3 separate regions of the Homo sapiens genome follow, and regions 1 and 2 are each linked to region 3. A link is an interaction called in ENCODE POLR2A ChIA-PET data of the cell type or tissue named here. Cell type or tissue: MCF 10A. All regions are shown on one strand. Links, peaks and the distances in the headings refer to the core of each region. The heading gives the core; the rest is flanking DNA.

Region 1 (10,338 bases), core at 2,857-7,856, 71 kb after region 3:
TTGGGTAAGGAGAGTACAGAGCTAAACTACAGCCAGCTGGAAGTTCCCTGCCCTTCTAGAGCTGAATGCCACTGTGGGGACCATTCATTAGAGAGGATCACGTTGGTTTTTCTTGGATCGGACCTCTTCTTTTGATTATCCTTTTGATGAGGCATGTGTGCTCATTACTTGTCATTGTGCATGCTGACTCCAGCTGTGCTGATGTGCCTTGGTGGCAGGAGAGAAAACTGGAGGCCAATGACAGGCTGAACAACCCTTCACAAGTGGGTGGCCTGCTCCCCATAGTGCCAGTCCCCAGGTAGATTTTTAAGACTGGCAGGTCACCTCCGTTCCTTCTTCCTGTCTCCCAGGAGAGTGTGGAAGGGTCAAGGCCCTGTGGGCAGATGCAGTGACAAATTGTGTGGCTGGTAACTGAAAAAAGAGGGCAAAACCTCAGGTACGAGTGGCCCCTCAGTCTAGGGTGCAGGCACTCCAGCGGAACATGTTGGCAAAGGCTGACTCAGTGGCAGAGCCAAGAGGGTGGGCCATGTGCCTGGGCAAAACTTCATTCCCAGTTCAGATTTCTTTGGGCCTCTCATGTATACAGTACCTGCCACTGAGACCACTTGAAAGACTGAAGATGCTGGGCAAACAGGATCATGCTTATCGTCATAGCAACACACACACTCTGAGGCAGACAGGATCCCCAAGGCCTTCTCAGATGAGCATTTGATAATAGCTTTGCTCAGAGGAGCCCTCTCCACCCCGTCACTACACTTGGTCATTACAACCTTTGTGCTTCAAAGGAGGGCGGGGGAAGTGCTCAGAGCACAGGGCATGCTGAGTTGTGTTAGCCCAGAAGGGAAGGCAAGAGGAGGGAGCAGAAGGCAGGCCTGTTGCCACTGATTTCTGCAGCCCACGCTGGTTCTCCCATCCCAGGGTCGACACCCCTGGAGTAACAGTAACAACGGGGGGAAGGGAGTGGATGTTAAAGACATTTGAAATATTTCATAACTGATACTGCCAACCAGAAGTGATGTTGGCTCTGCTTCCACACTGGTTGAATATCAGTTCTGCTAAAAATACCAGTCAACCTTTGTATTCGTTTGCTAAGGCTGTTTACGCTGGGTGGCCTAAACAAGGAAATTTATCTTCTCATAGTTTTGGAGGCTGGAAGTTCAAGATCAAGGTGCCAGCAGGGTTGGTTTCTCCTAAGGCCTTTCTCGTTGCCTTGTAGGTGGTGTCTTCTCTGTGTCCTCACAGGGTCTTCCCTCTGTTGTGTCTGCGTCATCTCCTCTTCTCCTAAGGACACCAGTCCTAGTGGATTAAGGCCCACTCCAATGACCTCCTCTTAACCTAATTACCTCCATAAAGAACGTGTCTCCAAATATAGTCACATTCTGAGGTACTGGGGGTTTGAGCTTCAATATATGAATTTTAGAGGGACACACTTCAGCTCATAACACTTATAATGTACTAAGTGGCAGTCTAACCCTCATAGCTAATATTGGAGCTCTTGCTAAGGCTGGAATTGCTCTTAGCACTTGCTGTGGATTATTTCCTTTAATCCCTGCAATAGCTCTAAAGTAGCTCTTCTTATTTCCCTCATGTTTCAGTTAAGGAAACAGAGGCACAAAGACGCTGAGTAATTTGACCGCAACAGCTAAAAAGAGGCAGAGCAAGAAGTTGAACCAGGCTGTCCCATTCCAAAGCTCGTGCTCTGGGCTTCCTGCTCTGGTCTCTGAAGTAAAGGCTTTCCTTGGGCTTCTCACTGGAAATGCTGTCAATGAGCGGGTTGTAGAAAGGGATCATCCTAATTCCTTGAAGAGAAGGAAAAGTTAAGGTGCTCCTTCCCGCCTCTGACTGGCTCCTATCACAGACTGGATGGCAGGCCTTCATCAGTGCAGCCACTGTACAGGAAGGAGGCCTTTCTGGTGACACAGTGTTACTGCGTCTGAGGAAACCGGGCTGCAGGGTACAGCTGGATGAAAATGGGCAGCTGAGGGCCAGGCGCGGTGGCTCAAGCCTGTAATTCCAGCATTTTGGGAGGCTGAGGCAGGTGGATCACTTGAGGTCAGGAGATCGAGACCAGCCTGGCTAACATGGTGAAACCCCGACTCTACTAAAAATACAAAAATTAGCCAGGCATGGTGGCATGCACCTGTAATCCCAGCTACTCGGGAGGCTGAGGCAGGAGAATCACTTGAACACAGGAGGTAAAGGTTGCTGTGAGCCGGTATCGCGCCACTGCACTCCAGCCTGGCTGACAGAGTGAGACTCTGTCTCAAAAAAAAGAAAAGAAAATAGACAGCCGATGTCTTTGTGGATCCTCACTTGGTAATGAAGGAGGCAGGCCCTGGAGCCACGGGTTGGATTCAGTCAGGGTTTGGAGCCCTCTGTCTTCACAGCTGGCTTCTCTGTTCTCCTCTGTGTTTCAAGGTGTCCCTTTGCCTGGAGTCTTCCTTCTGTTTTTCACCATTCCTGCTGACAGTCTCATTTGTCCTATAACGCAATGACAGCATACTCAAAGGTCTGCATACATGCTGGCTGTTTGCAGGAGCTGGGCTCCTCCTGGTGAAAGCTCAGGTTTACCATACAATTATGTGAGGCTTCCTTGTTACTTTGAAAGCTTTCCTTCTGCATCCGTGAAATTAAACTCTGTATTGCTGTGTGAGTAATTATGGGGCCCTTCTGTGCTGAGGCAGAGGGTGAGGGGTAAGGTGTTGATTCTCAGCGTTAGTGTAGGGAGTCAGGTCTCTCTCCTCTACCCTCCTTCTTCCTCTTTCTCCTCACTTTTTCTCCTTCCATCCAAATTGGTCAGACCTATATTGGTCTGTCCTGGGATCCCATGACACTGACTCTGAGCTTGCAAATTGTTCTCTACTTTTTTCTGCCAGCATATTGGGTAATTAATGCCCCTTCTTTCCACCTTTCTTCCTCTCTTCCTTTCCTCCTTTCTTTCTTTCTTCCTTTCTTCCTTCCTCTCTCTCTCTCTCTCTCTCTCTCTCTCTCTCTCTCCTTTCTTTCTTTGACAGAGTTTTGCTCTTGTTGCCCAGGCTGGAGTGCAATGATGCTATCTAAGCTCACTGCAACCTCTGCCTCCTGGGTTCAAGCAATTCTTTTGCCTCAACCTCCCGAGTAGCTGCGATTACAGGCATGCACCACCACCCCCAGCTAATTTTGTATTTTTAGTAGAGATGGGGTTTCGTTATGTTGGTTAGTCTGGTCTCAAACACCTGACCTCAGCTGATCCACCCATCTTGGCCTCCCAAACCTTCTTTCCAACTTTCATTGTTGTTGTCAGGATTTACCAAGCATTAGGTAGAGCCTCCTTCCTATAAAGATGAGATAACCCATCCAAACACAGGAGCAAGCCAGCTGCATTGCCAGAGCCAGGGCTCCCAGAACACAAATTCCAGAGTAGCTTGCTATATTTATCTGAAGTTAAGGCATCTTCCCAGAGTGCCAAACAAAACATTTGTGCATCATCTGGGGCTTTATTTCCCTATGTTACCTGCTTTTCTGATGATGTTTACCTCAGTTGGCCTTAGAGGTTTACCCTGCCAATCTAAAAAAAAAAAAAAAAAAAACTAAAAATCCGTATCATTTTAGAAATTCAGTAGCAGATCCTATTTCAATTCAGTTTCTTTCTTTCTTTTTTTTTTTTTTTTTTGAAATGGAGCCCCGCTCTGTCGCCCAGGCTAGAGTGCAGTGGCACGATCTTGGCTCACTGCAACCTCTGCCTCCCGGGTTTACACCATTCTCCTGCCTCAGCCTCCTGGAGTAGCTGGGACTACAGGTGTGTGCCACCATGCCTGGCTAATTTTTTTGTATTTTTAGTAGAGACGGGGTTTCACTGTGTTAGCTAGGATGGTCTCAATCTCCCAACCTCGTGATCTGCCCATCTCGGGCTTCCAAAGTGTTGGGATTACAGGCGTGAGCCACCGTGCCCGGCTGCAATTCAGTTTCTTTCTTATCTGTTAAGTTCAAATAGTGGAATCCTCTTTATTAAATAAACTATGTGTTATACTCCCTTTAAATTATTTCTGCTTGTAAATCTATCCTTCCTACTATCTCTCTGTGCATAAAGACGTAACTAAAATTGCAGTCCCCTAATCTCATGATGGTTACTTGACGGATGGTGGGTTTGGAGGCATTTCATTTTCTTCTTAGGATTTGTCTCTTTTATTTCATTGTTTTTTTCCTTCCTTCCTTCCTTCCTTCCTTCCTCTGTCTCTTTCTCTCTTTCTCTCTCTCTCTTTCTCTCCTTCCTTCCTTTCTTCCTTCCTTCCTTTCTTCCTTCCTTCCTCTCTGTCTCTCTATCTTTCCCTCTCTCTCTCTCTTTCTCTCTTTCTCTCCTTCCTTCCTTCCTCTCTCTCTCTTTCCTTCTTTCTCTTTCTTTCTTTCTTTCTCTCTCTCTCTCTCTTTCCTTTCTTTCTTTCCTCTCTTTCTTTCTTTCTTTCTTTCTTTCTTTCTTTCTTTCTTTCTTTCTTTCTTTCTTTCTTTCCTTTCTGATGGAGTCTCACTCTGTCACCCAGGCTGGAGGGCAATGGCACAATCTCAGCTCACTGCAACCTCCACCTCCCTGGTTCAAGCAATTGTCCTGCCTCAGCCTTGCAAGTACTTGGGATTACAGGCACATGCCACCATACCTGGCTAATTTTGTATTTTTAGTAGAGAGGGGGTTTCACCATGTTAGCCAGGCTGGTATCAAACTCCTGACCTCAAAGTGATCCACCCACCTCCACCTCCCAAAGTGCTGGGATTACAGGCGTGAGCCACCACACTGGCCTGTGTTAATTTTTAGAAAATGAACTGTCATTTTTCTAAAAACAATGGAGTAATTCCAAGATAAGCGACTATAGAAGTGAACAAATCTATCAGCCTGACTATTCTCTTAACAAAGCTGTGTTACCCGGGTGAGCACAGAGTACCTTCGGACATGAAATCGCTAAAGGTAGAGGGGCCCGGGCATCAGGTGATCTCCTGTTCATTAACTCTTCTGTTTGCTCCTGGCTGGATTTTATTTTGACTCACTGGCCTACTTTCCTCAGGTCCTGAGTTGTTCACCTGAGCTCCTCATTATCTTTTCTCCCTGCCAGGTCACATGGGGAGGTCCTTGCAGGCAGACATTTTTGCTAGAAAAGCAGCCATCAGTAGAAAAGCTATTCTCGCTTCACAATTAATGCTGTTTTTTAAGCAAAATGTGCCCCTCCTCAAAGTTCCACTGGAAACCATAAGGAGGAACAAGGGGAAGCTTCTACCTCACTGCCCAAGATAAGGAGCTTGCTATATTGTGCGGAAAATTGAGTTAGGCAAAGCGAGGCAATTGGAACTAGGTCCTGCTCTAAGAAGGAAAGGAAATTAACCTTTGCCTGCCATAGTCTGGCCCAAGGCCACATTCAATTGTGTTCTGATCAGGCAGAGGCTATTGCCTGAGCTGGAGAGAGAAGGTGTCACTTCATAAAGACTCTATGTGGAGGATAGATGCTACCGTGGCCGGGCTCTCAGCCACGTTCTTCTGCAGTATGCAGTAGGGAAGGGCACATTTCTCACATGCCTTCACCAGATTATAGTTTTCTGGGAGCAAAGCCAAGTGCTCCCACCTTTGGGTGCTGACCCAAGAAGAGATATTCTGTGAACTTCTGCTCTTTGGTTGGGCAATCTCCGAGAGTCAGTTGGTTGGGTGAGTACAGGGAGGAGGGTGGTTGAGATGGAGTCACCCTATTTATTTCATCACCGTCTACATTAAACAAAGGGTTTGTGTTTGCAATTCTCTTCTGATGAAATCCAGTGGCTCAAGAAAAGCCATCTGACTGAGGCCTATTGTAATAGCTGATCCTCTGAGCCCCATTTGATCTTAACTTTACTCCAAGTTTGCTACATAGAAACTCAGAACTGGGCAGAAGATGACATTTGCACAAAACCCCATTCCCGCTTTTGATTCAAAGATAAGCCCTTTGAACTTGGCCATCTCAGGCAATTTTCTCGGCCATTGTAACAGGGTGTTTTGAAGACACTCCCTAGAGACATAACAAAGGGCTCTATTTTAATGTCATCCTTTATTCCAACTGTCTGGGCCATTCTGGTCAAGGAGTGCTGCTCTGTGCCAGCCTGGGAGTAGGCAGCATACAGAAGAAAATGGGGACAAAGAAAGGCAAGGAGGAAGATGTAGTCTTTGAGGCCCGGGAGCTGGTAGGGGTGTAAGATTCTTCATCAATAAGAAAAGTAGGAAGAGCTGAGGCTGACTTTTCAATGTGAAAGCCAAATGGTGGGGTCATCTATTTTAAGGGTATCCTCCTTTCTTCTCTTCAGCAAATAGATCCCAAGCATACAATTTCAGCTGCAGTAACCCAGATCCAAAATAAAAAGTTCTTCCTCCCATAGCAGTCGCTCTGTAAGCAGTCTGGCAGCTCTATAGTGTTTGGGATCCAGGATCCTCTGTCTTGGCGCCACCATCCCTAGAGTATTGTCTTTGCCTTCATGGCCCAATATAGCCTTATGCTTGTCACACAGGAAAAGGGAAATGGAGGGTGCACCATGGAAAGTTTACACAGCTCTTCCATTCACATCCCATTGGCCAGAACTTAGTCACATGGCCACACTTAATGGCAAGGGAGACTGGGAAATGGAGTTTTTTATTCTTGGCAACCATGGGTCCAGCTGAAATGAGTGGTTCTGCTGCTGGAGAAGGAGAGAACTGACAAGGGCAGAGGAAGGACAGCCAGAGGTCTTTATATTTGCTATCACACTGTGTACAAAATGCCAACATGGGGATAAACACAGGCAGCCAACCAGAACAGGACTGTCAAAGAAGGCCTCCCAATCACCTACTGTCAGACACTTTAAAGGCCCAATGGATGAGAGTCCACTTTCTTAAACCCCAGTTTCAGCTGGACCTTTATTTCCCCTTCTTTGTCAGGGAAATTGAATTTAGAAGTTGAGGTTTGATGAGCTACTCTAGATCTTTGCACTTAGCATCAAGTAAGGAGATGGAAAATATTCCTGGAAGCATGAATTTAAAGCAAATAGAATTCTTCTCTTCTCACTCTCGATTGTGCTCTCGCTCTCTTCTTTCTGCCCTCCCCTCCCGTCTGTTTAGGATTAAGGAGTTGTACAGTCCTAACGTGAATACAGGCGCCCTTTCTGAAGCCGTGTTACCTTGTATTTGTAGAGCGCTTGCAGGCTTTGCACAAGCTGTCCTTCAGAGGGTTTCAGGGCAGGGGCCAGGGGAGGAGGGGTGCTACAGAAAGCTCTTATGTAATGTGGTAAACAAACAGCAAACGGCGTTTCATTTTCCATTAGCCAGAGAGGCATTTTATTTCCACTAGAAATGGGAGCAGACGTGAAAGCAATTAGTGTTAGTGGGTTTATAGTGACGTCCCTGGAGCCAGCAAAATCCTGGGGCCAGATGTCTGTACTTTACTGGTTCCTTGTTCCGAGAACATTTGTGGGTTCTTTCCACCCCTGCCCATCTCCACCTCCTGCCAAAAGGACCCAAAATATAACAGTTGGGAGAACATAATATTCCCTGAATAGCAGAGGCGGGAGGCCTGTTCTTTAGAGATAGAGGATGCTGCCTCAGAAGTTGGGGTGGGGAGGCCAAGAGTGAAAGGAAGATCCTTGCCAATGTCCCCAGGCTCCTCCTGGCCCTGGAACCCTTCAAGCCACTGATGAGTTGAGGCTGGGGCTTGCGAGTATCTCTCAGGAGTGGCAATGTCTCAATCCCGTCTTTTATGCTTCTTTGTTCACTTTATCTTCAACTCTGCCCTATCCCACCCACAATACACATATAGTGGGAAAGACAGAAGGAGAAACAGCAGCAAAAATAGAAGCTGTGAATGTCCTCCCCTCCTCCTGTATGCTGGAATAATATGATCTAAGTTTCATTCCATCTCAAACTTTACTATAGCCACGGTCACCAGCAAGACCACCAAAACCCTGGAATCTGCCACTTACATATTTTCTAATGTAGAGGTTCTTTTCCTATGTAACCTCACATCTTCTTTCAAGGCCTCATATTGGATGATTTATAACTGGTCATCTCAATCTGTGCTGTCCCATTCAGAGTCACTAGCCACTTGCTAGCTATCAGCACTTGAGCCAGTCCAAATTAAGATGTGCTGTAAATATAAAACATACACTGGGTTTCAAATACTTCGTTTGAAAGAGAAATGTTTATACTGATTACATGTTAATAAAATTTTGGATATATTGTGTTAAGGAAAATATATTATTAAAATTAATTCCACCTGTTTTTTCCCCTTAATTAACGTAGCTATTAGAAAATGTAGAACTATGCAAGTGGCTTGCATTTGCAGCTTGTATTTTTCTCCTATTGGGAAAGTACTGGTCTATGTTATCTTTTAAAATACTGTAGCACTTTTTTTAAGTTATTGAAAATATTTAAATGAACTTTTAAAAACCTTCTAAAGCTTGAGAAGACTTCAAAAGAAAAGAAGAGGCTCTGCAAACCTTTATAAGAGGAAAGTTGGATAGCCAACAAAGAGATTTCCTAGCATTTGAGATAGAGTCTAGAAACTTAATCACCTTCAGGGACCAGGTACTGATGTAAGGTGAGATGGGGTTGAGGATAGACAACAGAGAATGGTGGGGCTTGTGGTGCACTGGGGAGAGAGGTGCCCTACATAGAGACATTTAAATTAAAAAATTTTTAAACATTGGGTGCCTCATAAAGCAATGGTGAAATTTGACCCAAAGGTGGAATTTGGCACAGAGGACTCTAGCATGTTATTCTTGGAACCTTTAAAAACAAACTATTTTACATGGCCGATCCCATGAAAATTACTCATGCAGACAACTCCAACCAGGTTTTGTAAATGAGAATTTCCTCTTTACATCTTGAAATGACATTACTTTAAATTTTGCACCCAAGTGTGCATGCAGCCTCCACTGTGTAGTTCACATGTTCTTTTGCTAAGAACGTGGCTAACAGTTAGCTCATACCGAGTTCCTGTTCTGGGAGATGCTGGGATAGTGTTGCCTCATTTAGTTCTTGTAACACCCTTTTGAGGCTGGTGGTATCTTCATTTTTATTGAGGCTGAAGGAAATTAAGCCACCCCCTTGGCTGTAGCAAAAAAGCAGCAGAACTGAGGTTCAGGCTCACGTGTTTCACATACTACAGTTCTAATCCAAAGGATTTATAAAACTTCATCATACACATTGTCTCATTTGATCCTTAAAAGAAGTTCATGAAAGGCAGGAAGCTTAGGCAAGTTCCTCGGTCTTCCTGGCTGGCTGCAGTTTCCCTCAGTTCTAAGAAGGGGCTGGACTAAATGACTACTTGATGAGTCCATGGCTTTGTGACTTCCTGGTGCAAGAAAAGGCTGAGCCTGGATCAGACTTGGACCCTTGGGATCCCTTAAATGGTTCCCCATCTCAGAATATTTTGCACAGTCTTTTCCAGTAATTTTCTATGTGCATTAAAATGATAGTCAATATTTTAGACATCACAGAAATGTATTCCAAGTTTCATTTAAAATTAGGCTGATTTCAAACTATCGTTGTTTACTTTTTAACTTTTAAAAATATATAAACATTCAAACATTTTGCTATTCATATTTCATCTATAACTTCCCACTTTTTTCCTGCCAAAAATGCCATGTATTCACAGAGTTGTACAACCATCTCCATAATCAATTTTAGAACATTTCATCACCCCAGAAATAAACCATATATCCATTAGTAATCACTCTTCCAACATCCTTCCACTGCAACCTTAGGCAACCACTATTTTTTCTGTTTCTATAGATTTGCCTTTTCTGGAGATTTTATATAAATGAAACCATAAAATAAGTGGTCTCTTCTGAGACTTCTTTCACATGTCATAATATTTTCAAGGTTCATCCATGTTGCAGCATATATCAGCACTTCATTCCTTTTATGGCTGAATATATTTCATCATATGGCTATACAGTCTTGTAACAAATAACAATGTTTCAGTTAATGATGGACCACATATATAATGGTGGTCTCATAGTATTATAATTTTTACTGTACATTTTTACAGATACACAAGTACTTACCCCTGTGTTACAATTGCCTACAGTATTTAGTGCAATAACATGCTATACAGCTTTGTAGCCTAGGAGCAATAGGTTGTACCATATAGCCTAGGTGTATGGTAAGCACATAAAAACCTATCATCAGGCTGGGCACGGTGGCTCACGCCTGTAATCCTAGCACTTTGGGAGGCCGAGGCAGGCGGATCACCTGAGGTCAGGAGTTTGAGACCAGCCTGGCCAACATGGCAAAACCCCGTCTCTACTAAAAATACAAAAATTAGCCGGGCATGGTGGTGCATGCCTGTAATCCCAGCTACTCAGGAGGCTGAGGCG
Region 2 (10,338 bases), core at 3,304-8,303, 84 kb after region 3:
TCATGGTTGGCCTTTTGGAATAGGGATCCAAACAGGCCCACGCCTTATGCCTGGCAATTAGACCTTTCAAGTCTCCTCCGTTTTCTAAGAGTCCCTCTTTTTTCCTTTTTGTGCTTTAAGGGTTTAAATTCATATTATTCCAGTGCAATAAGTCTGTCACCTCACACAGGCTAACATCTATAGTCAGACATCCTCCTTAAATGGGTCTCGGCTCTCTCGCACCTCACTTTATAGAAAGGAATTTGAAACATAGACTTATGGTCTTCACAAGTATGTGATGCTGTTGTTGGCTCTCCAGGCACCTGTTGAGGGGAAGTAATCCTTGCTGAGGATATTGACAGAACATCATTGTTTCCTGTCCCCACCCCCTGTACTTGAGAGTCAATGACTAATAGTGATAAAGAATGGTGGAGAGGACTCTCGTGCCTCTTTCTTTAATAGGTGAAGAACCAGTCTCCCTTGTCCCACAGAACAGTTTGTCATTCAGGGCCTCCTGTGTTCCCTCACCATCTTTACTCTCTAGTCACCAGATATGGTGTTGTCTCTGGTCTCCCAAGACTCTTCCCTCTTGCTTTGAAATGTTCATCTGCATGTAAGACATGAGTCTGACTAGGGTCCAAGCAGAGCTTAAAAGTGGAAAAAGATTCTCCCACTTTTATGTATTTTTCCATCAGCAGCACTTCATTCTGACGAAATGTGTGCTCTTTTGATCACTATCTGCTTCGAATTACTCCTAAATTAAATTGTTCAAAAAGGATAAACTCGAAACGGAGGTTCTACCTGGTCTTGTATCAGCATTTTCCTGATCCCTGCTAAGAAAGTGAGCCTCATAACAGGAGGAATGGGACATCTGAAATATGTTTTTATGGAGTATGGCCAGGCACTAACCCATCAGCACAGAGGTGCCTAGGAGCTGGAGTGGGATCTTGGTGGCTTCCGCAGTGGTAACCACCAACTCTTCAAGTTGCTGAGCTTTGGAGAGATGGGGAGGATTCCTGGATAATAGAGAGATATTCAGGCATTTCAGGGCAGTGGCTATTTACTAACTGATAAATAGATATTTTAACATTTATCCCACCCCCAATGTGACTGCCATTGTGTGCTGGCTGAATCCCTGCCCGGTCCTGCATGTCTTAGTGTATTGGCCTGCACTATGTCTATTTTAGAGCTTTTGCCATCCAGGAAGTCTTTATTTTCTCTTCAATATATCAGGAGGCCAGAGGCCTCTTAAAAAAAAAAAATCAGAATCCCCACAGTTGTATAGATTAAAACAGCTTCTCAGTAACTGTGTGACCACGTGGAGGATCTTAGGAGAAAGAAATGATGTATTGGCTTCCCCAAAAGGGAGCACCCCTCAGAGACATCAGATCACCCTTCTCCTTCTCCCTGCTACTTTTGTTGAGGTAATTTACATGCAATAAAATGTACCTATTTTAAATGTATAGCTTTGTGAGTTTTGGTAAATGTATATACCTGTGCAATGCCACTGCAATTTCAAGATATGGAAATTTCCAATCATTCCGGATAGTTGCCTTAGTTGACTTTTTGGTGCATTCTCTACCCTCCCAGCCTCAGCCCCTGTCCCAGCCCCAGTAACCACTGCTGTGCTTTCTGCCCTGATAGCTCACTTTGCCTGTTTTACAATTGCAGATAAATAGAATGTCTGCATCCTTTTGCCTCTGGCTTCTTTTCACTCCGCATACCGGTTTTGAGATTTCTTCATATTGTTGCATGTCTCAGTAGTTCATTTATCTTTACTGCTGAGTAGTATTCTATTTTATGAAGGTATCACAATTTATTTATCTATTCAGCTGCTGTTGGATGTTGAGTCATTGCCAGTTTTTGGCAATTATAAATACAACTGCAACAAACATTCACATTTGGTTCTTTTGTGTAGATATATGTTTTCATTTCTCTTTGGTAAATTTCTAGGAGTGGAATTGCTGGGCTTTAGAGTAAGCCTTTGTTTTACTTTATTAAAAATCTGTCTTGCTGGGTGCCGTGGCTTGCACCTGTAATTCCAGAACTTTGGGAGGCCGAGGCGGGCCAATCACTTGAGTCCAGGAGTTCGAGACCAGTCTGGGAAACATGGAAAAACTGTCCCTACATGCCACCCCTCCCTCCCCCACCACCAAAATTAATCCAGGCTTGGTGGTATGCTCCTGGAAGCTGAGGTGAGAGAATCACCTGAGTCCGCGAGGTTAAGGCTGAAGTGAGCTTTGATTGCGCCACTGCACTCCAGCCTGGGTAACATAGTGAGACCCTGTCTCAGAACAAAACAAAACAACAAAATCTGTTTTCCAAAGTAGTAAAGTGCTTGTCTAGCTCCTGCCTTTTAAATGCCCAGTGTTACTGTAACTGGCTCATGATTTGTGCTAGAAAAAATAACAACGAGTCAAATCAACTGGTGTCTGTGGCGTCCTTGTCAATAGAGAGCTTTCAAAAGCAGCTGAGCCCCTGGATGTCCCTCCCTACCTCCTGTTCTGGGATGCTGCCCCGTGGTGGCCATTGACTGGTCTGAGCCCTGACCTGAGGGAAAGTGGAGTCGCCATTTATTGAGAAGCCCGGGAGGCTGAGCAGGCGGCAGTGAGGTGCTGATGGCTCAACAGAGCCTCTTTCTGCCTGCAGGCAGCTGGGATCCTAAATTACCTCCTTTCTGAGTCCAGGAAAGCCCATTAATCAAAACTAAACACCCGATGTGAGCTCCTTGGACGCTGCATTTGTGCACTGGGGTGCACATTCTGGGTTAAATATACAAAATAGGTGTTTAAGGACAGAGGAGCAACTTTTTTTGAAACAATTTTTTATTCAGGTAAATTTACATACTGTGAAATAAGCAGATAGTAAGTGTATACTTTAATGAGCTTTGCTAAATGCGTACACTCAAATCACCACCAATCAAGATTTGGAACATTTCAAAAGGATAAACTCGAAACGGAGGTTCTACCTGGTCTTGTATCAGCATTTTCCTGATCCCTGCTAAGGAAGTGAGCCTCGTAACAGATCCAAGTTAGGTGTCTGTGAATGCTGTTAACAGTAATAACTGACTAATGTGCAAGGTATGTACATACCTGATCTCATTTAATCCTCAGAACAGCCCTATGAGGTAATAGTTCTCATTTCCATTTTGAAGATGAGGAAGCCGAGGCTCAGAGCAGTAACTGACATTGTACATAACATAATATACGGTATAGTACAGTAACTGACATGAAACAGCTCGTGCTGGCAGCCCCTGGAGTCAAACCCAGCGGCAGAGGCTCCAGGTTTGCACTTTCCCCTATACACAGCTTCTCAGACTTCCTTCTGCAATAGCAGTTAAGGACAGGGCAAAGAAGATGCATACTTTGGAAGATAGAGGGAGTATCTGGGGATGTGGCCCATAGTCGGAAAAGTCTTCTTTTAAAAATTAATGCAAAATTTGTTTTCAGTTCCAAATGTGACAGTGTTTATTTTCATATAAAATATGTTTCATTTGCAAAGGTTTGCCCCTGCCCCCATTCAAATTGTTAGTAATAGAATGTGCCGGGATAATGCCACGTGGGCTGTGTGTTATTCCGGGTATGCCCACTGCAAGACATCACCATCTTCTGCTCATTCCTAAGACTGAATTGGTACTTGGCCAAATATTTGTCCTGTTCCCCACCCTGCTCTCCTGTTTTGCATTGGCTTCTAAAGTGGAAGCAGGTGGAGGCAAATATCTGCCCTCCCAGGTGGTATCAGTGCCTTCTGTTCTCCCCAGTGGGCCGGCCCCTGGGTTTTATGATACAAGGCTGGGCCTCCACCCTTCCAGGTTATGGCAGAGGCTGCCCCAGAGATGCCAGAGGGCCTGGAGGTGAAAGAGGAAGTGAAAAGTGAAGATGCAGATCACTTTCTCACGGCAGGCCCGAGTCCTCAGATGGAGAGACAAGGGGCCTGAGCTGGACACCACTTTTCATTTCGAGGGTGGCTTCACATTTGGATCTTTTGTGTAGATATTTGTTTTCATTTCTCTTTGGTAAATTTCTAGGAGTGGAATTGCCGGGCTTTAGAGTAAGGCTTTGTTTTACTTTATTAAGAATCTGTCTTGCTGGGCGCCATGGCTTGCACCTGTAATCCCAGCACTTTGGGAGGCCGAGGCGGGCCAATCACTTGAGTCCAGGAGTTCGAGACCACTGTGGGCACCCACAATGGGTCTGCTCCTGCTCCCTAAGCAAAGGTTCTGGGTGCTCTTGTCCCTTCTCTGAGCACTGTTTCCAACATCTGGCCTCTCTGTGGCTCTGAAGGTGTCGGTCACTGCACACCTGTGATCACCACCACTCAGGAAGCCCTACCTTCCTCCTGGGAGGTAAATATCCCTTCCTCTGACTTGAAACATCCCCAGGTATATGAGTTTCCCTTGCTGTTGTAATAAATTGTCACAAATTTAGTGGCTTAAAACAATACAGATTATTCTCTTCACAGTTGTAGAGGTAGAAAGTCTAAATTCAGTGTGCTGGCAGGGCCGTGTTCCTGCTGGAAGCTTCTGGAAAGAATCCATACCCTTGCCTTTTCCAGCTTCTAGAAGCTGCCTGTATACCTTGGCTCATGACCCCTTTCTCAAGTCCCTCCAACCTCTTGCTTCCAGGACACAGCTCCTATGACCCATTCTGATCTCCTGCTTCCTTCTTGTAAGAGTGGTGCTTACCTCCCACCCACCTGGCTAATCCAGGATAATCCTCCCAGTTCATGATCCTTAACTTCATCCCACCTACAAAGTCTCTTTTGCCATTCTATAAGAAAACATTCACAGGCTCTGGGGATCGGGATGTCGACATTCAGTCTGCCACACAGGAGGACTCAGAATCCTTGGCACCAACTCCTAGGAAAAGGCCACCTGCCCTGTAGGTGATGATGCTATGGGCACAGCTCTCTGTAACTCAGTGTGGCGCTTACTTTGAGAGGTGCACTGGAAAGCACATGGCCCCTCAGAGCCAAGTTCAAATCCTGACCCAATTGTTAGCTCTGTTAACCTGGCACAGATTAAATATGCTATTTCAGAGCCTCCATTTTCTGATCCATAAGAGGGAGGTAGAGATCTGCAGGGAAGATTGAAGATAAAGCATCTAGTACTGTCGCTGGCAAACAGTAGGTGCTCAACAAATGATGGCTATAATTCTTTGGAGGATTTCTAGTGAGCTACGTAGAAGCAGAAGTGACACTGTTCCTCAGCTTAGTTCACATGGGTGATTACATGGTTACTAAAAACAAACAAATGAAACATGTAAATGCGTTCCCCAGGCCTCCAAATTCTAAAACCCGGAGCTACAAGTTTGGAAAGGGCAGATGATAGTGACATACAATGATGACATTCCTGCATCCCCTTCCGCCTGCCCTCTGCTCATCCCAGGCTCAGATCCCCCACGGAGTAAACAAAGCACAGCTAGACTAGAATTGCCTCAGTGCCCTGGACTGGGGCTACCACGGCCTGAGTGGGACCCTCAGGGTCAGGTCCTCAGCTTCTGTGCTCATGGCTGGGAACTAACTGGTGCACGGTGGAGTGGCCGTAGCGTTGATGCCAAGGAAGTTTCTTCAGTGGGAACAAAGACCAGGGAACTCATAAAGCCTCTGGGCTCTTTATCTCAAGTGGAAAAGGGCTAACATTTCTGACTGAGTACTGGCAGCCAGTTGCTTTACATAAGTTATCTTTATTTGATCCATCAGGATATTGCTGTCTACATTTTACTGATGAGGAAGCTGGAGCCCCGAGAGCTTAACTCCCTTATCTGAGCTCACACAGCTAGGAAGGGGCTGGCATCTGTCCAACCTCTAAGCCAACCAGCCCATGACACAGCAGTATCTGAATTTCTGGCTAATTCATGAATCTCTATTGTATTGCAAGAAAGGAAAAACAAGATCCCCTTATCAGAGGCAAGGGAATGATATATGAGTTTTATCGGGTGGTTTATAGGCTCTTTATCATGGATCCAGTGCCTCTTGGGAGATGGCCATGCCAAGGCCATGGCTGTCATGCTGATGGATGTGCCATTCCTTGTTTAATCCAGCCTGTCCCTCCCTCCTGAAACCTTAGCCCCCATTTCCCATCTAAGGGACATTGTGAGGGCAATTTTTTCATTTTTAAATACAAATTTTAATTTTATCTATGTATTTTTGAACTGGCAATGTAGTCACCTTGTTCAAAATTAAAAGAAGCCTGGGCAACATAGCAAAGCCACTGTCTCTACGAGAAAAAAGAAAGAAACCTAGCCAGGCACAGTGGCTCACACCTGTAATCCCAATACTTTGAGAGGCTAAAGTCGGGGGATTCCTTGAGGCCAAGAGTTCAAGACCAGCCAGGGAAACACAGTGAGACCCTATCTCTACAAAATTTTTTAAAAATTAGCCAGGTATGAAAGGCCGGGCATGGTGGCTCACGCCTGTAATCCCAGCACTTTGGGAGGCCCAGGCTGGTGGATCAGTTGAGGTCAGGAGTTCAAGACCAGCCTGGCCAATATGGTGAAACGCCATCTCTACTAAAAATACAAAAATTAGCCGGGCATGGTGGCACGTGCCTGTAATCCCAGCTACTTGGGAAGCTGAGACAGGAGAATCACTTGAACCCAGGAGGTGGAGGTTGCAGTGAGCTGAGATCATGCCACTGCACTCCACCCTGAGCAACAGAGCGAGACTGTCTCAAAAAAAAAAATTAGCCAAGTATGGTAGCATGCACCTGTAGTCCCAGTTACTTGGGAGGCTGAGGCAGAAGGATTGCTTGGGCCCAGGAGTTTGAGGCTGCAGTGAGCTATGATCACCTCACTGCACTCCAGCCTGGGCAAAAGAGCAAGACCTCGTCTCAAAAAAAAAAAAAAAAAAAAAAAAAATTCAAAGGGTACAAAAGCAGATATGCTGAAAAGCTCCTTCCATCCTTCCCCCCGCCAGACACCCGTTCTCCTGCCCAGAGACGACCAAAGTTATCAGTGTTCCTTCCGAGAGATATTCTACATAAATTCAAGCAAATATATATTTATTCTTTTTTCTGTACAGATGATAGTATACCATGCACATTCTTCTGCATCTTGCCTGTTTTTGTCTAACTTGTCATATAATACATGAAGAACTTTCTCATTTTTTCATCTGAAGTACAAATTTTATATAAAATTATGAAAAAGATAATGTGTGACTAACAACAAGGTACATCTTTTTAAATGAGTCTATTTATCAGTTAGCTAGCTTGCACAATAACTGTACATTATTTAAGACATTGGCCAAGGAGCCAGGCACAGTGGCTCACGCCTGTAATCCCAGCACTTTGGGAGGCCGAGGTGGGTGGATCACAAGGTCAGGAGATCGAGACCATCCTGACTAACATGGTGAAACCCGTCTCTACTAAAAATACAAAAAATTAGCCGGGCGTGGTGGTGGGCGCCTGTAGTCCCACCTCCTCGGGAGGCTGAGGCAGGAGAGTGGCCGAACCCGGGAGGCGGAGCTTGCAGTGAGCCGAGATCGCACCACTGTACTCCAGCCTGGGCGGCAGAGCGAAACTCCGTCTCAAAAAAAAAAAAAAAAAGAAAAGAAAAAAGAAATTGGCCAAGGAAAATAATGTACTATTTTGTAGAGTCCATATCAACTGAATAGGTAACAACTCCCTCTCTGAAAAAACAGTTGTTTGTAATCAATGATTTTTTTAAAAATTAAAAACTCAAGCACTGGTTGGCACTATTGAAAAGAAATAGTTCAGCAAGTTTTGTTATCACCAGACTTGAGAAATGAGAGGAGGAGACTCTGTTTTCAGGAACCCCTGTTATGGTACCGTGATGGAGAGCTCTACAGGAGCTGCGCTGTTGCTGTGTCTGCAGGGTCTCTCTGGACTGGCCGGTGGTCCTTTCTACAAGGATGGCAAGCAGGGGAAGGGGCATGACTATAAAGGCTTCTGTCCCATCTTCTTACTTCTTTCCTTTTTTTTTTTTTTTTTTTTTTTTGGTGGTTGTTTTTGAGATGGGGTCTCGCTCTGTTCCTCAAGCTAGAGTGCAGTGGCATGATCTCCACCCACTGCAACCTCTGCCTCTCGGGTTCAAGTGATTCTCCTCCCTCAGCCTCCTGAGTAGCTGGGATTACAGGCATGCACTAGCACGCCCAGCTAATTTTTGTATTTTTAGTAGAAACGGAGTTTCAGCATGTTGCCCAGGCTGGTCTTGAAATCCTGACCTCAAGTGATCCACCCACCTTGACCTCCCAAAGTGCTGGGATTACAGACATGAGCCACCACACCCAGCCCTTTTTCTTCTTTCGATAAGGTCTCACTCTGTTGCCCAGGGTGGAATGCAATGGCACAGTCATAGCTCACTGCAACCTTGAAGTCCTGGGCTCAAGCAATCCTCCTGCCTCAGCCCCCCAAGTGGCTGGGGTTACAGGCACATGTCACCATGCCTGGCTAATTTTTAATTTTTTTTTTTTTGTAGGGACAGCATCTTGCTATGTTGCCCAGGCTGGCTTCAAACTCCTGGCCTCAAGCGATCCTCCCGCCTTGGCCTCTCAAAATGCTGGGATTATAGGTGTGAGTCATTGCACCTAGCCCTTCTTATTTCTCTTCTTCTCTGGAAATCTTCCTGACTTCTTTGTTTCTACCTACCTGGCTCATCTGCTTACCCCCTCTCTCACAATATGAAATGACAAGAGTCAGTTATCTGAGAGGATCTGCAGCAGCAGCTACAGGCCAGCTCCTGCAGGCTCTCTCTCCATCAGGGTACAGCAACAGGGTCTGCTGAAGACAGGCTCCTCCTCTCTCATTTCTCCAGTGTAGTGATACAAAAACTTGCTGAAATATTTGAAATACCAAAACTCTTTTCAATACTGCCAACCAGTGCTTGAGTTTTTAAATTAAAAAAAAAAGTAATTAAGAACAACTTTTTATTTTTTGGTGGAGGAGTCGTTACCTATTCAAAACACACTGACCAGAGGAAACAGATTTTCTTTTTTCTCTTTTCTTTTTTTTTTTTTTTTTTTTGAGATAGGGTCTGGCTTTGTCACCCAGACTGGCATGCAGTGCAACCTCTGCCTCCCGTGCTCAAGTGATCCTCCCGTCTCAGCCTCCCAAGTAGCTGGGACCACAGGTGCACACCATCACACCTGGCTAATTTTCATATTTTTTTAGTAGAGGTGGCATCTTGTTGTGTCGCCCAGGCTGGTCTCGAACTGCTGGGCCAAGGGATCTGTCCACCTCAGCCTCCTGAGCTGGGATTACAGGCATGAGCCACTGCACCCAGCCTAGGAAGCAGCTCTTAGTGTGGCAACAGGGAGTGGGCTGTCTCCTCGTGTCTACCAGAGTAGTCCCTGGTCTACAAATTTCAGAACCTTGAGTAGTTCCCTGCTATGCCATGGGCAGGCCTGTTCACCAACTGTCTACTACAAGTAACTGTTTATCAACTGTTTTAAAGAATAACCCACAACAGCCATTGGTAACAACAACAAAATGACCATCGGTAGAATTGATTGAACATGGACTGTGTCCCAGACCCTGTGCTAAGCTCTCAAGATGGTTCTCACCACTCCAATGAAGTCGATACCCTTATATCCCCATTTAACAGATGAGGAAATTGAGGATTAGGGAGATTAAGTTACTTGTCCAGATACGTGGTAGAGCTTTGAGGTCAGACTCAGCCCTTGGTCTGGCTCGCCTGCTGGCATCCTTTCCCAATATTCTCTACTGAAGCTTTCTTTTCTCTTTTTGAAAAGAAAAAATGGAGTTGTTACCTATTCAATTGATATGGACTCTACGAAATAGTACATTATTTTCCTTGGCCAATTTCTTTTCTCTTTCTTTTTTTTTTTTTTTTTTTGTTTGTTTGTTTTTGAGATGGAGTCTCGCTCTGTCGCCCAGGCTAGAGTGCAGTGGCACAATCTCAGCTCACTGCAACCTTCACCTCCCAGGTTCAAGCGATTCTCCTGCCTCAGCCTCCCGAGTAGCTGGGATTACAGGCGCCCACCACTGCGCCCAGCTAATTTTTATATTTTTAATAGAGACGGGGTTTTGCCATGTTGGCCAGGCTGGTTTCAAATGGCCAATTTCTTAAATAATGTATAGCTGTTTTGGTAGCTAGCTAGCACCGTCAGATAATTCCAGCCACGGTTACTGGAATTGAAGTCCATTTCTCACCTTCTACCTTCACTCAAACAAAAAAATCGAATGTTCACCATCCACTGTGAAATAACCAATCATATCCTTGAAAATCTTAATTAAGTGTCCTGTGAAACTTTCCTTCTCTGGGCTTCTTTCTTCCTTTCCCTGTTACGCTAACTTCAAGCAACAGAGGTTTATTGGAGATGGTCTTTGCGCTGGGCCAGTAGGGGACACCAAGAAATAGATATTCCTGGTTGTGCTCAAGG
Region 3 (10,338 bases), core at 2,511-7,510:
GAGATGTGACACAAATTAGACATTTCTGGATACTTCTTCTGTTCTTATTTTTCAAATATCCCTGTGACTTTAATTAACAAGACATGTCTGTTACCTCTTCAAAACCAGCGATAAGAGGCATAATAGACCTAGTTTAGTAATGGTGATGACAGAATAGGGTTTTGTTCATGTTTTTAGGGTAGGTTTTGAGCTTCTTTCTTCTTTCTTTTTTTAACTCCTTCTTTTGCAGGGTGCCCCTGCGAGTGCACAGTGGGGTGGTCGTCTTGGTTTGCTTTACAGTCACTGTTGAAGGTTCAACACATAGAACGTAGGAAGTGAAAAACCCCAAACAGTTATCAGGCTGATCTGGCTGTTGGGAGTGTATAGATACGAGTGTTTGCCTGGAATTGAAACTAGCTACTTTGACTCATCCTGGTAAATTGTCCTTTTAGCAAAGGCCTGGACTTTGAATTGCTTGCCCAGTGAGGGTGACAGGTCTGTAGCCTTCGATCCACACTCATAACTGGTCACAGGCCTGTCAAAGTAAGGGGCTAGGGACCCTACTTTGTAGGGACCCTACAAAGTGTGGTCTAGGGACCACAGTGAAATGAAACTTCAGATCAATTGAATCACACACATCCTCCTTTAATTTTTAAAAATTTCCTCAAAATCCCTACCTTTGTGAATGAGGCATTCCTCTGTTGTAGAGGCATTTCTACCAAGTGTACTTTCTACACTGTCCAAGGCTGCCTCTTATTAAGTACATACTGTATGCCAGGCAGCATGGTAAGTGCTGTGTATAAAGCATTTCATTTCATGACTAAAATAATCCTCTAAGATAGATATTAGCTCCATTTCACAAATGAAGCAACTGAGATTCAGAGACCTGAGTCACTTTGCTCCTAGACCTACAGCTAGAGATTTGAACCCAGCACTCTACCTCCCCCGGAGTCATTTCTTCCTCTTCCATCAGCTGTACCTGTTCCTCTGCCATAGATCATGGCAGCCCAGGTCAGACTGTTGGAGTTGTCCTTTATTCCATCCCAGCCCTGGAATCGGTTCCCAAACCTGTTTGATGCCATCTGAAACTCTCTGTGTCTGTTCCCCATAGAAGTCAGGTCCTTTCGTAGTTTCTGAACTAGGTTCCAGTCCACCCCACCCAACCCTGCCTCTAGCCACTATCTACACTGCTGCCAGGTATGGAGTATCTGGCAGTGCTAGAGACCTGGTCATGTCATCGTTTCCCCTTTCAGGAAAAGCCCCAGCTGATTGGCGTGACATGCCCAGCCTCACATCCTGAAGAAGTGAGCCCAGCCTCACGTCCTGGTGGCCATTCCCGAACCCAAGGGCTTCAGCGAGCCCACCCTGCTGGGGTTTCCTTGAATGGGCCCTGTTGGCGCACATGTCCAGGTCTCTGTCAGGAACTTCCTTGTCCCTTGAGGTCTCCTTCCATGTTCGCCCTTCAATACTCAGCCCAAGTGTTACCGCTTCCTCTCCCTCAAACCCCCCACCCTACATACCCTTCTGTTGTCTCAGCACTGTGTGCCCCCATCTTGCCTAGCACCTATTTTAAGGCATTCATTTAACATTTAAATTTTATTTAGTTATTTTGAATTGGCTATATATTCATGTGGTACAAATTTCAAATGCTATAAAAGTACACAGTGAAGACTGAATGTCCCCTAGTCCCTGTCTTTGGACAGGAGGCAATCATTATTACCAGTTGTTTATGTCTCCCATTCAAGGCCATATATATATGTATATATAACACATAATATATACATATATTTTACATATACACTAATATATAGATGTATATATAACATAAAATATATGCATATATTTTACATAGAGATACACAAATATGTGAAACTCTGAATGTGAAAGTATTAAAAATAATATATATTTTTCAAGGTATATCCTGGCAAGTATATGTATGGGAATTTAATTTAATTTAATCTAATTTTATTTTATTTTTTGAGACGGAGCCTCGCTCTGTTGCCCAGGCTGGGGTGCAATGGTGCGATCTTGGCTCACTGCAACCTCCACCTCCTGGGTTCAAGTGATTCTCCTGCTTCAGCCTCCTGAGTAGCTGGGATTATAGGTGTGTGCCACCACACCCAGCTGATTTTTGTATTTTTTAGTAGAGATGGGGTTTCCCTATGTTGGCCAGGCTGGTCTCAAACTCTTGACCTCAGGTGATCCATCTGTGTTGGCCTCCCAAAGTGCTGGGATTACAGGTGTGAGCCACTACGCCTGGCCTGTGTGGGAATTTTAAAAACCTTTTACACAGTTGGTAGCATGCCATTCATTCTTATGGACCTTACTTTTGTCATGCAACAATATTAGCTTGAAAATTTATATATGTTAAAATTTAAATATTATTTTAAAAATATATTAAATGTATTAAATTTATTACATAAATTTTATATAGTAATATAATCAATGTTAAGCAATATAAATATTAATATAAATTATATTTAATCAGTTAATATGCATTATTAAATTTATGTATATTTATATCTTTACATATACAGCATATACATATACACATTTGTATATATACATATATTAACATATTTATAGATATACATGTATGCACATTTTTATATATATTACAATATATAACATATAATATATACATATATTTTACATATACACAAATATATGAAACTCTGAATGTGAAAGTATTATTGCTCCTATTTTTGGCTACCTAGTATTTCATTGTATGGATACATCAAAATTTATTTAAGCAGTTCCCTGTTACTCAACATTTAGGTTGTTTCCAATTTTGGCTTATACAACCATGTAATGAATAATCTTGAGCATATGTCATTTTGCACACATGCCAGCTTGTTTGTGGGATAGATATGTAAATTGCTGGTCAGAGAGTACATGCTGATTACATTTAACAAAGATATTGCCTAATTAACTGGCACCTAAAATGACACTGTATTTTTTGTTAATTTCCTTGTTGCCTCTCCCAGCAAGCGTCTTGACGGTCAGGACGCAGACAAGGCAAAGAAGCCTCACTCACCTTTGTGTCCCCAAGCCAGCCTGCCTGGGTCCAGTCTTGTTTCTTATGCAGTCTACTCTGTACAATGGGGAAAGTGAGCACATGTGCACACGTGTGTGTGTGTGTGTGTGTGTGTGTGTGTGTGTGTGTGTAAGGTATCACTCTCCACTTTCAGTGGCTCCCACAGCACCTAGAATAACATCCAAGCTCCTTGGCATGACTTTCTTGGCCTGAAATGGCCCTGCCTTGTCCATCTCTCCCACTTCTTGGATGGCTTCACACACTCCTGGACTCTATATTCCGGCCACCTGGCCTCTTTTCTGTTCCTCACATGCCAATCTCTTTCCTGACTCTTGGCCTTTGCACCAGCTCATCCCTTTGCCCAGAAGGTTCTTGCCTCACTTTTTGGAATGGCTAGCTCATTCTCACTTTCAAGTCTCAGCTTACGTGTTACTTTGGGCGAGAGGCCTTTCTGGATCCTCCCCTCCCAATTAGAAAGTTCTCCTCCAACCTCAGTCCTGCTTCTGTCATCCTCTTTCTCTTCCTGGTAACACTCTTCCTGGTGTGTGATGATCTCTTTCATTTGCTTGCTTGCTTTCTTGCTTGCTGTTTGTTTCCCCAGCTAGAATGTGAGTTATTTCAAGGTAGGACCCTTGTCTGCTTGGTTCACCAGGGTACCCTTATCTCCCTTAGACAGTGCCAGACACTTAGTCACCTAGTAGACACACTATGAATATTTATTGAATGACAAATGAATGCATTTTCACTGAATACATGTATGCCTGGGGGAAGGCAAAAGGTTCTAAAGAGAATGTGTCAATTAACACATAGTATTCTTATCCTCCTGCATGCAGTAGCTGAATGCCTCTCAGACTTTCATGTGTGGTTGTATCACCTGGGGATCTTATCAAAAAACAGATTCCAGGTCAGGCACAGTGGCTTACACCTATAATCCCAGCACTTCGGGAGACGGAGGCAGGAGGATTGCTTGAGCCCAGGACTTCGAGATCAGCCTGGGCAACATAGTGAGATCTTGTCTCTAGCCAGGCATGATGGTGCATGCCTGTAGTCCTAGCTACTTGGGAGACTGAGGTGGGAGGATCACCTGAGGCCTGGAGGTCAAGGCCCAGATCATACCACTACACTCCAGTCTGGGCGACAGAGTGAGACCCTGCCTCAAAATAAAATAAAAACCAGATTCCTGGGTGGGACCTGAGATTCAGAATTTCTATCCAGCCCTCAGGCAGTGTGGATGCTGGAACAGTCAGACACTAAAGATGAGATAGCTCTCTGCCTTTGGGAACAGAAGACATACCCTCCTGTGAGTAATTAACCTGGCAGGGGAACCGTGCTAAAATACCTGTTGCCTTGTGTGGAATGTGATGACATCTGTTTTCATGATCTCTGTTTTTGAGACAGCAGTGCAGACTCTCTTGGTGAAGTTTCTCCATGGGAGTGCAAGGCTCTTTTGGGATGGTGAGTAAGGCCACAGGGTTTCCATGAGCTTTGATCTTGCTGCACATTGATCTTGTCCCAACTTGTTTGGCGTCATCAGCTGAGGACCTGGAGCAATTGGCCCTTTTCTGTCCTTCTTCATGGTGTCAGCAGTTGCTTCATGTTGAAGAGGGCTGCCAGGAACAGAGGTGAGGGAGCAAGGAGGAAATGGGGTTGAGAGAGGATTTTGCTGGCCAGCATTGCCACGCCAGCGGAAATAAGGCTGCAGATAATGCTCATGATGCACTTGGACTTGACAGCAGCCATTCTGACATCCTAGCAAACCCTGCATTTCCAGTTCTTGCTTGAGGTCTCTTCTGGATCTATGTGAAAAAGGTGATTGCGTTTTTCTCTTTGGGTTCCTGCCCCTGAGCACTGAGTGAAATGATTTTTGGTCTATCAATTTGTCGTAGAGCCGAGGAAGCCCTTGGGCATTATTGTTAGGAAAAGTCAAGCATCACCAATCTCATTTCATCTAATTGAAATTAGGTGCAGTTGAACGATTATTTTGTTGAGGATATCTGGCTTTGATAATGTGCAATTCTGCAGAAGTTTCCACTGGAGGGAGAAGAAGCTAAATGAAGAAGTTGGACATTTTGATACCTTAAACTGGGGAAGAAGAGCAACAACAAAAAGTGGAAGTCAATAGCATGTTTTAAGGGTTTCACCAAGAATGAAATATACAGGCACTTAGTTATATATTTGACTCAGGGCAATCATAGCCCAGGAAAGAGCATCATTATATAAGATGTTGTGCTTCATAACACTCATCAATGAAAGGAAAGGTTGACAGGTTACTACTGTGTGACTTTGGGAGTCATAATCATCCTTCCTGAGCCTCAGTTTTCTTACCAATAACACACAGCTAACACTATCATATAGGGTTGGTGTGATAAGTAAAATGAGAGGGAAAATATAAAGACCTACCTGGCAGCTGCCCTCAGCTCTCTGCATCAAGCTCAATAAACAGTAGTTTTTACTTTGCCCTAATGCAGTTAGTTCTTTTTAAAATTTTTAAAAATTTTTAAGTGAGTAGTTCTTTAGACTCTTCCAAATGGTGCTTTTGAAGATTTTTTAAAACTATTTTTTGAAGAGATGATTCCCTCCTGTAAGACTCAGAGACTATATTTAAATTTTTTCTTTTTTTTTTTTTTGGTAAAGGGATGGTACCTAAGCCAAGCTTCAGGTGTCATATTTGCTGTGAATCCAGTACGTGCTTCACAGCTACGTGATCACTCAAAGGTACTGATGGGGTTACCAAGAGCTCACCATGCTGCTCTGAAGATTTACTATCCCTTGCAGTGGGGGTGCTTAGGGGGGTTTCCCACATGACGCAGGAACAGGGCTGCAGCAGGGCTTTAGTAGATACCTGGAAACCAGAAACCCTCTGAATTTTATTCTGCTTCTCTCTGTGTGTCTGCTTCCTCATTCACCCCTCTCTACACCAGCATCCTCTGCTTCACAGGTTCATGTGGTGGGTGAAAGATTGTCCACACGCAGCTCCCAAATATGAACATGACAAGTTCAGCCACCTGAAAGGTGCAGCCCTGCCCCCGCACCCAGCTGTCTCTGTTTGTACCAGATGCTTTCTCCCTGCTCAGTCTTTCCTGTGGTTACCCACGGTGTGGGGGATACATGACCAAATGCTGCGGAGACCACCCTGCTGGAGGGGTGGAGGGATTGTTAAGAGCAGTCATTCTGATCTGGGCTGCACTCTCCAAGAAAAGTGCTGATTCTAAGAATCTAGATGGTGGAAGTTATTACAAATATGGACATTTCGGCTGGGTGTGATGGCCACGCCTGTAATCCCAGCACTTTGGGAGTCCGAGGTGGTGGATCACCTGAGGTCAGGAGTTCGAGACCAGCCTGGCCAACATGCTGAAATCCTGTCTCTACTAAAAATATAAAAATTAGCTGGGAGTGGTGTTGTGCACCTGTAATCCCAGCTACTCGGGAGGCTGAGACAGGAGAATCGCTTGAACCCAGGAGGTGGAGGTTGCAGTAAGCCAAGATTGCACCATTGCACTCCAGCCTGGGCAACAAAATGAAAAAAACTCTGTCTCAAAACAAAAACAACAAACAACAAACCAAATGTAGACATTTCTTGATTGTGTAGGTTTTTTTTGTTTCTTTGTTTTGTTTTTTTTTTTTTTGAGATAGATTCTCACTCTGTTGTCCAGGCTGGAGTGCAGTGGCATGATCTCAGCTCACTACAGCCTCCACCTCCCAGGTTCCAGCAATTGTTGTGCCTCAGTCTCCCAAGTAGCTGGGATTACAGGCATTTGCGACCACGCCTGGCTAATTTTTGTATTTTTGATAGAGATGGGGTCGCCATGTTGGCCAGGCTGGTCTCGAATTCCTGGCCTCAGGTGATCCACCCGCCTCAGTCTTCCAAAGTGTTGGGGTTACAGGCATGAGCCACCATGCCTGGCCTGATTGTGTAGGTTCTTTATCCACTTTGTGAAATACACATTTGGCATTTCACTGTTTTGATAATAACCATAGCAAAACAGTGAAAGAAATAATAGATGTGGTCATCTATTAATACCAACCTAGTTATTATTATTAAATTATTATTAAATTTAAGACATATATATTTTGAAGAGTGTGATGGGAAAGTAGATAAACATGACCAACTGCATGGAGTTCTGTGGTCTTGGTAGGTTTGTAGACCTTTACCAAGAGCCTCCTGGGTAGTGTGTGCAGCAGGTCACAGGAGTGCCACGAGACATAGTCCCTTTCTGCTCAAGTATTGTCTTAGGAGCTTGAAGGAGCCAGGAGTCAGGAAAAGATTGAGGGAGAAGGATTTCTGCCTCCAGACTGCCTTTGTACTGGAAACTGCAACATCAACTCTTCTATGGGTCTCCAGCCTGCCTGTCTGCCTGCCTGCCTGCCCTGCACATTTTAGACTTGCCAACCCCACAATTGTGCGAGCCAATTCCTTAAAACGAATCTCTCATCTACACACACACACACACACACACACACACACACACACACCCCCTATTGGTTCTGTTTCTCTGGTGAACCCTGACTAATACAGATTTTGCCTGGATCAAGGCCACCTGGCTAGGCAAGCTGAGCAAGGAAATACCTGGAAGACGCGTCGGTGGAGAAACTGCTCTGGTTAGTTCCGCTGGTGGGTGTGGGCTCCCTAGGAGAGCAGCAGGCCTCTGAGCACTTGTCCTCAAAGCAGGAGACCTGGAAAGCCAGCGTTCTTTTGGGTTCAGACTTGAGCTAAGGAGATTGTTGGTAAAGAGGCTGTCACACTCACCACTGAGAGCCACAGTGACACTTCACCCCGACCAATTCTATACCCGTCTACAGGTCTTTGACTTCTAGGGTTTGGGCAAGTCTGGGATGCCTTGGGGTTTAGACTTTCCTTGAGAATTGTTGATATCCTACTGTGGAGAATTAAAAAGTGCAGGAAAAATAACTTTACATTAAAATGTTATGATTTAAAAAAATTTTCCAGTCTCTAATTTTAATAGCCTTTAGAGTATTAAGATGCTTCTTTGATTAATGTCCTTAAACTGAAACTATAAATTACTCCACAATTGTAAAGCTCCAATGAAGTTGGTTTGCAGTTTTAACACTACTTTTTAAAAAAATAACTTTATTGAACTATATATACCATAACATTCTTCATTCTTTTTATTTCACAATATTCACCCATTGTAAGTGATTCCATTATTTTTAGTAAATTTATATATTTAGAACATTTTCAACACACTAAAACATTTCCTCATGCCAATTTGCAGTCAATCCTCACTCCCACTTCTGGCTCCAGGTAACTACTAATCTACTTTCTGTCTCTATAGTTTGCCTTTCCTAGAACTTTCATATAAATGGAATCATGAAGTACGTAATCATTTGTGCTTGAGTTCTTTCACTTAGCATAACGTTTTTGATGTTCAGCCATGTTGTTGCACGGCTCAGAAGTTCATTTATCTTTATTGCTGGGTGATACTCCATTGTGTGGATATACCGCATTTTGTTTATCCATTCACCATCTGATGGATGTTTGTATTGTTTCCAGTGTTAAGTGATTGTGAATAATGCTGCTGTGAACATTTGCATATAAGTCTTTTGTGGAGCCATGTTTTCATTTCTCTTGGTTAAATACCTAGGACTGAAATTGCTCAGTTGTATAGTGTGTATATATTTAACTTTTTAAGAAACTACCAAACTGTTTTCCAGAGCAGTGGCATCATATTACATTCCCACTAGCAACATAGGAGAGTTCTAATTTTCTGATATCATCACCAGCACTTGGTATTGTCAGTCTTTTTTTTGAGATAGTCTCACTCCATTGCCCAGGCTGGAGTGCAGTGGCATGATCTCAACTCCCTGCAACCTCCATCTTCTGGGTTCAAGTGATTCTCCTGCCTCAGCCTCCCAAGTAGCTGGGATTACGGGTGTGCGCCACCATGCCTGGCTAATTTTTGTATTATTATTATTATTATTATTATTATTATTATTATTATTATTATTATTTTGAGATGGAGTCTTGCACTGTCACCCAGGCTGGAGTGCAATGGCGTAATCTCGGCTTACTCCAGCTGCCGCCTTCAGGGTTCAAGCAATTCTCCTGCCTCAGCCTCCTGAGTAGCTGAGATTACAGGCATCCGTCACCACACCTGGCTGATTTTTTTTTTTTTTTGTATTTTTAGTAGAGACGGGGTTTCACCATGTTGGTCAGGCTGGTCTCGAACTCCTGACCTCGTGATCTGCCTGCCTTGGCCTCCCAAAGTGCTGGGATTACAGGCGTGAGCCACCGCGCCCAGCCTAATTTTTGTATTTTTAGTAGAGATGGGTTTTCACCATGTTGGTCAGGCTGGTCTCAAACTCCTGATCTCAAGTGATCCGCCCACCTCAGCCTCCCAAAGTGCTGGGATTACAAGCATGAGCCACCATGCCCAGCCTTGTGAGTCTTTTTGATCATAGCCATTATAGTTGGTATGTAGAAGTATCTTGTTAGGACTTTGGTTTGCATTTTGTTAATAATAATTAATGATGTTGAACAGCTTTTCATGTGTTTATTAGACAGTCACATTTTTCTTTGATAAAATGACTATTCAAATCTCATACTCATTTTTAAATTGGGTTGTTTGTCATTTATTGATTTGTAAGCATTGGTTTTGTGATTTTCTTATTTTGTTGAGGTAGCAGACTTCACTTGGGGGAAGGCGTAGAGTTTTTGTTTTTGGTTTCATATACTTCCTCTTATTTTTGATTTTGGAACTAGTACAGCGGAACGAATTCTCCAACCCAAGAGAAATTAGTTTTGCCAAGTATTTACTGAAATGGTTCATGGAGTAGAAGAGAAAGACTACCAGGTGAGGGGTGCTCATGCCTGGGGCTCTGGCATTGCCCAGGGCTGTGAGAATCCACTGAACCCTCTGCCAGGGGCATTTCCAAGTTGAAGATTGTCTTCCAGTAGGGTTTTCTAACCACCTATTCTGCCCAGTGTCTGGAGAGTGTTTCTTTTTTTCCATTTATTTTTAGTTAGTAAATACCTTTTGAATCCCTGTAGCACTATGTTAGCTGTGGTGAGAAATGCCCTATAAAGTAAGACATGGTCTTTGTCCTTGAAAGAAGAGCGCATAGGCAAACATGGAGCAATGCAATGAGATACATGACTAAGTGCAGAGTGACTGGTTATATTCACAATGCCAGGAAGAGCTTGCTTGAGGCAGTTGAGTAATCCCTCAAAAATCATTATTGGATTAAGGGTCGATCACCTGGGTAAGCTTCCCAGTGCCAGTCTACAAAAGGCACTAAGGCAAAGGGGAAAAAAATGGCATTTTTATTTTTATTTTATTTTATTTTTTCCCAAGACGGAGTTT

The links. Peaks named below come from ENCODE experiments on the same cell type or tissue, not always from the same donor. Only the 100,000 strongest peaks of a DNase experiment are listed, where the experiment ranks them.
Region 1: POLR2A ChIA-PET joins it to region 3 with 24 read pairs; 8 of 35 experiments call an interaction of 5 or more read pairs at or near these places.
Region 2: POLR2A ChIA-PET joins it to region 3 with 46 read pairs; 11 of 35 experiments call an interaction of 5 or more read pairs at or near these places.

The regions. Positions count from the first base shown.
Region 1 is chr6:13,403,237-13,413,574 of GRCh38, reverse strand. All of the region lies in intron 1 of GFOD1 (Gfo/Idh/MocA-like oxidoreductase domain containing 1), which reads left to right. Among named protein-coding and RNA genes, the nearest start is that of GFOD1-AS1, 78 kb to the left of the region's middle. RefSeq lists a silencer at 7,422-7,622. In MCF 10A, for the core only: no CTCF peak of the experiment used is centred there; a DNase peak (open chromatin) is centred at 5,634.
Region 2 is chr6:13,390,965-13,401,302 of GRCh38, reverse strand. The region is part of intron 1 of GFOD1 (Gfo/Idh/MocA-like oxidoreductase domain containing 1); the gene reads left to right. Among named protein-coding and RNA genes, the nearest start is that of TBC1D7-LOC100130357, 68 kb to the right of the region's middle. RefSeq lists a silencer at 504-553. In MCF 10A, for the core only: a CTCF peak has its summit at 3,357; a DNase peak (open chromatin) is centred at 5,772.
Region 3 is chr6:13,474,368-13,484,705 of GRCh38, reverse strand. All of the region lies in intron 1 of GFOD1 (Gfo/Idh/MocA-like oxidoreductase domain containing 1), which reads left to right. Among named protein-coding and RNA genes, the nearest start is that of GFOD1-AS1, 6.7 kb to the left of the region's middle. RefSeq lists enhancers at 490-559, 4,019-5,218. In MCF 10A, for the core only: no CTCF peak of the experiment used is centred there; a DNase peak (open chromatin) is centred at 4,535.